2 separate regions of the Mus musculus genome follow, and region 2 is linked to region 1. A link is a loop called in an ENCODE intact Hi-C map of the cell type or tissue named here. Cell type or tissue: left cerebral cortex. All regions are shown on one strand. Links, peaks and the distances in the headings refer to the core of each region. The heading gives the core; the rest is flanking DNA. Region 1 has its middle 190 kb from the start of Gm22546. Region 2 has its middle 13 kb from the start of Gm22546.

Region 1 (2,920 bases), core at 226-2,725:
CCCAGAGTCCTAGTCCTAGCCTCAGCTACCCCATCTCAGGCTCTGCACCTTTGAGAACCTTTCCTAATAAGCCATTGTGGTTTGACTACTAATGTCCTCTCAGGCTCATGTGATGAACACTTGATTCCCAGACAGTGGTATTATCTTGGAAGGATCTCCAAACTTTAGAAGTGGAGATCTAGCTGGAAAAAAAAAATCAGACAATGAGGGTTTGAGTCCTTGGGAGGTTTTGTTCCTTGGCCTTTCCTGTCCTTCTGTCCTCTCTTGCCCCCTCCTTTCTTTCTCTCTCTCTCCCTCGCCCTCCTCCTTCCTTCTCTCTCTTTCTCTTTCTCTCCTCCTCCTGCCCCTTCTTCTTTCTCTTCCCTTTCCCTTTCTCCTTCCTCCTCCTCTTTATCATCTGCCTCCTCCTCCTCTTTCTCCTTCTCCTCTTGCTACTTCTTGCCTCTGTCAGGCGGGTAAGTTACCCTACTATATACTGTAGCTAGTATGGCACTACCATGGTGATCTGCTCTAGCTCGGAATCAGTGGAGTTACATGTGAACTAAAATTTTGAAACTATGAGTTAAATCAAGTCCTTCTCATATTACATTGTTTTCTGGATCTTGTGATTATAGAGACAGAAAAGCAAACAACACAGTAGCAGACGCAAGTTAACAGCTTCCTAGTCAAGCCAGGCCCAGCACTGTGGCTCTAGCTGGCAACTGGTACCTGTGGTGGCTCTACCAGCTGTCAATCCAGTGAGTCTCATTTGACAGTATTTCTCAAAGTGACAAACTAGTCTGATTCAGGCATGTGTGAAACCCTCCCAAGACTATTCTCTTTGAATTATCAGGTAACATTAGAAACTCAATTATTTAGTTTAACAGTAAACATTTCAGCCTCTCTTGAAAGATTGAGGGTCCTAGGGAAGCTAGCCTTTCATTCCCTCCCGAAAACTCACAGAGTAAGCAGGGCGATAACTTCTCACTTCAGCCAGCGTATGTGCTCTCAGCTCAGCAACACCACCTCCCTTCCTGTTCACTGAAAGAGCTGAGAGTTTTAACCTTCATAGCTTTGACTCCGTGCATCTTGACTTTGCTCTGGCTGGTTCAATAAGAACTTCACATCCCACTGCTTGGTTCTAGACTTACAGGTCATTTAGTCTGACCACGCTCCTGCTGTGCCTCCTGACTCATTTGTAAATCTGGTGCTAGTAGTCGGCTCCGTTTTCTTCTACCTCAAGGTGGCACATTTGGACTTTGCAGACCTGAAGTGTGGGCAATTTAATCCCTGTGATACCCAAGTTCCACAGAAGCAAACCTAGAATGGAAGAGGAATTTGAACACTAATCTTAATATTAATTACCAATTATAGACAGGAATAAATTTGGGACTGCCGCTAAATATATTTGTTTCGTAAGTGAAAAAAAAAATTCTGTCTTCCACAGGAAAACTGCTGCTGCCAATTATGTTGCTATTTCTGTGGAGGAATTGCTTCAGCAGGGGCAGGCCCAGGGGTTCTACCCACTCAGATGCTATTTTCTCCCTTAATTGTGACTGCCACCTGCCTGTTGGTGAATTCACAGCTATACCAACAAACAAGAACATTCGAAAGTCACACGCAACCGGAGATCTTGCCTCAGTTTTGGCTCATGGCATTAACACACCACCTCAAGCATAGTTGCCTAAAATAGCTGCTCTTACTTGCTCATGCTTGCGTGACTCACCATCTCTGAAGGAGCAGTCATCCGATGCCATCACCTGGCAGTGGGATAGTGGCCCTTTTCGTGTCTCTGTCAATTATCATCTCTCTGAGCAGTGGGGCTTCTCTAGGCTTCTTGGTATGGTGGTTTCTGAGAGGCCAAAGAATGAGAGATTTTGTGATGAAGGGTCTGCTATATTCTATTGCCAAAAATCAAGTCATAAGGCCAGGCTATACTCAAATCATGGGGAAACAAAGTGTTAACATTCTTGATAGGGGAACAGGGGTCACATGGTATGTATTCAGATCTGAGCTGTCATCATCCTCTTTGCAACAATAATAGAACTGAATCTGAGGCTGGAACTGATAAGGGGATAGGGTCTGCTCTAATGGAAGAAAGAGATTCTGACTGAAAATGACGATAATCTATTGGGAATCTTGTACATTATAAAAAGGTTTTAATAGGATGGGAAATGTAAAGTCAAGATAGACTGTAAAGAGATTCTTGCTTGAAATTCACCAGGAAACCATAGAGGTGAAAAGAAAGAGAGAAATGAAAAATGAAAGATGGGAGGAAGAGCTTCTGGGTCTGGGAGAGCAAAAGCAAGGGACTGTGAACTTCCTGAAGCAGTCATCAACTGTTTGCTCCAATGTGGTCCAGTCACATCCTGCCCTGACTCAGCCCAAAGCTTATCCTGGATTTTCCAATCTACCACTTCTGCTTTCTCTCTCTCCCAAGTTCGGGAACTTCTCTAGACCAGTGGCCATGAGACATACAGACAACATCTAAGTTTCTTCTTCATTCTAGATACTGCAATGTGGAAATGAGTTTTATATACCTTTAAATAATATTATTCCTTTATGAATAAGTATAGTATTCTCGTTACAAAAATTTGAATTTGCCATTAAAGATACACAGAAAAGAAAACAGGGACATAGAGAGATAGAACCTGAACTGAAAAGTCCGAGTGAAGCCTGAATCCTCTAGACCCTCAGACCTCTTCTTGCCTGCTCACAGAAACATCAGCTGTTACGTGCCCTCTGAATGATCAAAAAGTTCAATATGACTCTGATTAGCAAGTGAGAAATATAGACTGAAATGTACCTTGACTAAAATAGCAAAGAAGCGGGGCAGGTCATATAAGCAGTTAACAACACCATTGCCATAGAAACAAGAAGCAATAGTAAGCAGACACCAGGTAGTACTTGTTGTAAGACATTGAGTTATGACATCTTGATT
Region 2 (2,920 bases), core at 211-2,710, 180 kb before region 1:
TTAAGACCTAATGATGTTGTGGGATATTTTATCACACTGTGAGCTCTGAGATTGTGTTATTTACTAGGAAAAAAAACCCTGTTTTTAGTCTTGGTATCGTTCAGTCTTTAGCTAATATCTTTAATTCCCCTGGCTGTAATGCAGACACATCCTTAGTACAATGAAGGTAAAGTTGGTTTGTAAAAGGAAGCACTCATGTTTGAAAGTGATGTTTAACTGAGTGGCAGACAAAGCGATGAATCAAAGAAAGATTTGACAGAATAGGGTATGCTCAACTCTCACAAGAAGAGAGAGGAAAGAGCGGCAACATAAGAGGGAGCCGGGTAAAAGGAGAAAGGAAAGAGACAGTTTTTCTGAGACAGTTATAGAGAGATAAGTTGTAGAGAGAGACAAGCAAGGCGCAGGTGAGGACAGAATGAACTGGAGAATGAAAAAGAGATGATTAGGACACATTGCCAATGTTATTATAAGGCCAAGCAGAGCAATTCAGTCAGAGTACAAGAAAGAAGTCAGGTTGAATCAGTCAACTTGAGGAAGAGTTTGAGCCAGAACGGCTGAGTTGACCAGACAGCTAGAATTCAAAAGGAGCTACAAAGGGTGAGCTTATTCAGCAGTAAATCTCAGAGACTGAAAATATTCTAAGCCTAGATAGATTGTATGGAGGCTATAAACTTCTTGTTTGCAATAGATGGTAATTAACAGACACCTCACTGGTCAAACTGCAGAGAATAAGAGACTATGGAAGATCAGCCCTAAGCCAGACATCTATATCATATCCTGTCTTAGTCAGGGTTTCTATTCCTGTACAATCATCATGACCTAAAAGCAAGTTGTGCAGAAAAGGATTTATTCAGCTTACACTTCCACATTGCTGTTCATCACCAAAGGAAGTCAGGGCTGGAACTCAAGCAGGTCAGGAAGCAGGACCTGATGCAGAGGCTATGGAGGGATGTTACTGGTTTGCTTCCCCTGGCTTGCTCAGCTTGCTCTCTTATAGAATCTAAGACTAGCAGCCCAGGGATGACACCACCCACAGTGTGCCCTCCCACCCTTGATTACTAATTGAGGAAATGCCTCACAGATGGGTCTCAGGAAGGCATTTCCTCAAGGGAGGCTCCTTCTCTGTGATAACTCCAAATTGTTTAAAGTTGACACAAAACCAGCCAGTACATATCCCTTCTTTCCAAGGCTCAGAAATCTTTGCATACAAAGTGAGAGAAAGATTTTGAGAACCATAGGCACTACCCACGAGTAGGTAACTGTTTTTTGTATACAGCAGCTGTATGTATGAATTCATAGCAGTTGAGATGGCACACAGAAAAACTGTGTAGGCTCAGGGCAGACAAAATTCCAGCATGGAGTGTGGAGGTAGGCTTGAAGTCCACACCTCACTAAAGAGGTGTTGGCAGTTTGCTGCTGGGAAAGGAGAGAGCCAGTTCTATTTAAGAGTACAGCTCCTGGTGGTGAAGTTCACTCATCTAAGACCATCTGGCTATGACAAACTACACTGGGTGGATTTGTAAAAAGAACACAAAATTGGGTGGATAGGGAAGCTTGGGATGAATCTGGAAGCTGTTGAGGGAATGAAGAATTTCATCAAAATGCATTGAATGAAATTCTCAAAGAATAATCCAAAACAAGAAAATATACTTTTAAAGTAAATATGAGATTTCATTATTTTCTACTTTATAGGAAAATGGAACAACAGATGTGATAGAAATAATAACTTTGGTTTCATAATAGCATTAAATGAAATTTCTGTTAAAAATCTCAATTTTGATAGTTATAGTTATTATAAATAAGGAGTAAGGGAAAATTATTGCTTCATGGCTGCAACTTATCCTTGGATAGTTAAGAAAAGTGATTTGTATAAATAGGTACAAATATATTCACATATATGTGTGTGAGTACTACATACATGGAATGAAGGGGAAAGAGAAGAAAAATTGTAAAGTGTCAATATTTGGGAGAATTTGTCTTAATTCTTTGTAATATTCTTTCAATGCTTATCAGAATCTCAAATAATTTCAAAATAAAAACCTCACAGAAACAATAAATGAACTAGAAAAAATTCTTCCATCTGGAAAATTTTCTGTACTCATTATGTGTAGTAATTTTAAATACTATATAAATTTAATAATTTTGGTTTAAAGGAGAAGTGGAGTGGAGCTTTTTTCTAAATTTTGTGCTTTCTTGAATATGAAAACATCACTATGAAAGGTTTAAATGAGATACATATAGCTAAAGCTGAAGTTATTTGCCTCTTCACTTGTAATCTGTGCTCTGCTGATTAATTATACATACAGAAGCCTAATAGTACACATTCATAATAAATATTGCTTACTATGAGTCTGCATTAGTATTTGTTCTAGCCAATATAACAATCATTTACCCAAATGCTGTAAGATCCAAGATGCTAATTTCTTACTGCTTTCCACATCAATTTGTATGAAACAATATATTAATAGTCATGGTTGATGTAGACTGCTCACTGGTTTTCATCAAGTATTTCCCATTTTCTGGGAATGACAGACATGACAGATAGACGACATTGTTTAGTTTCAAGGTGCTTTCCTAAGATAGAATAATAAAGGAAGTTAGAGCAAAGCTGGCACGGGGCCAGGCTTTCAATAGGTTGTCATGCTCCTCCTTCCAGATGGGGAGAAGGGCACAGCTGATCCGGAGGTGGAGTGAAAGCAAGCGAGCCTGTGGGCACCTCCTTGCCATCAGCCTCCCCAGCTGTCATCTCAGCTGCAGGACAGTCAGATATAAGGGGACATGCAGTCATTTAGAGGACACTTCTCCCAGGCTAATCTCAGGATGCCTTTGGAAAGGTGCATAACTCCTGAAGCTGGAAGACCATGTGCTGTGTGGCAGATGGCCACCCTGAGAGGTGAGGGACTTGGCTGTGTTCGGTCTG

What was found. A loop is a pair of places that touch in the nucleus more often than their neighbours do. Peaks named below come from ENCODE experiments on the same cell type or tissue, not always from the same donor. Only the 100,000 strongest peaks of a DNase experiment are listed, where the experiment ranks them.
Region 2: it touches region 1 in a loop (11-fold over the local background); 3 of 42 quality-filtered maps call a loop at or near these places.

The regions. Positions count from the first base shown.
Region 1 is chr10:11,840,101-11,843,020 of GRCm38, forward strand. No RefSeq gene overlaps it. Among named protein-coding and RNA genes, the nearest start is that of Gm22546, 190 kb to the left of the region's middle. In left cerebral cortex, for the core only: a CTCF peak has its summit at 1,236 (motif pointing right); DNase peaks (open chromatin) are centred at 1,211 and 1,568.
Region 2 is chr10:11,659,187-11,662,106 of GRCm38, forward strand. No RefSeq gene overlaps it. Among named protein-coding and RNA genes, the nearest start is that of Gm22546, 13 kb to the left of the region's middle. In left cerebral cortex, for the core only: a CTCF peak has its summit at 1,440; DNase peaks (open chromatin) are centred at 1,071, 1,380 and 2,683; H3K27ac peaks cover 791 bases.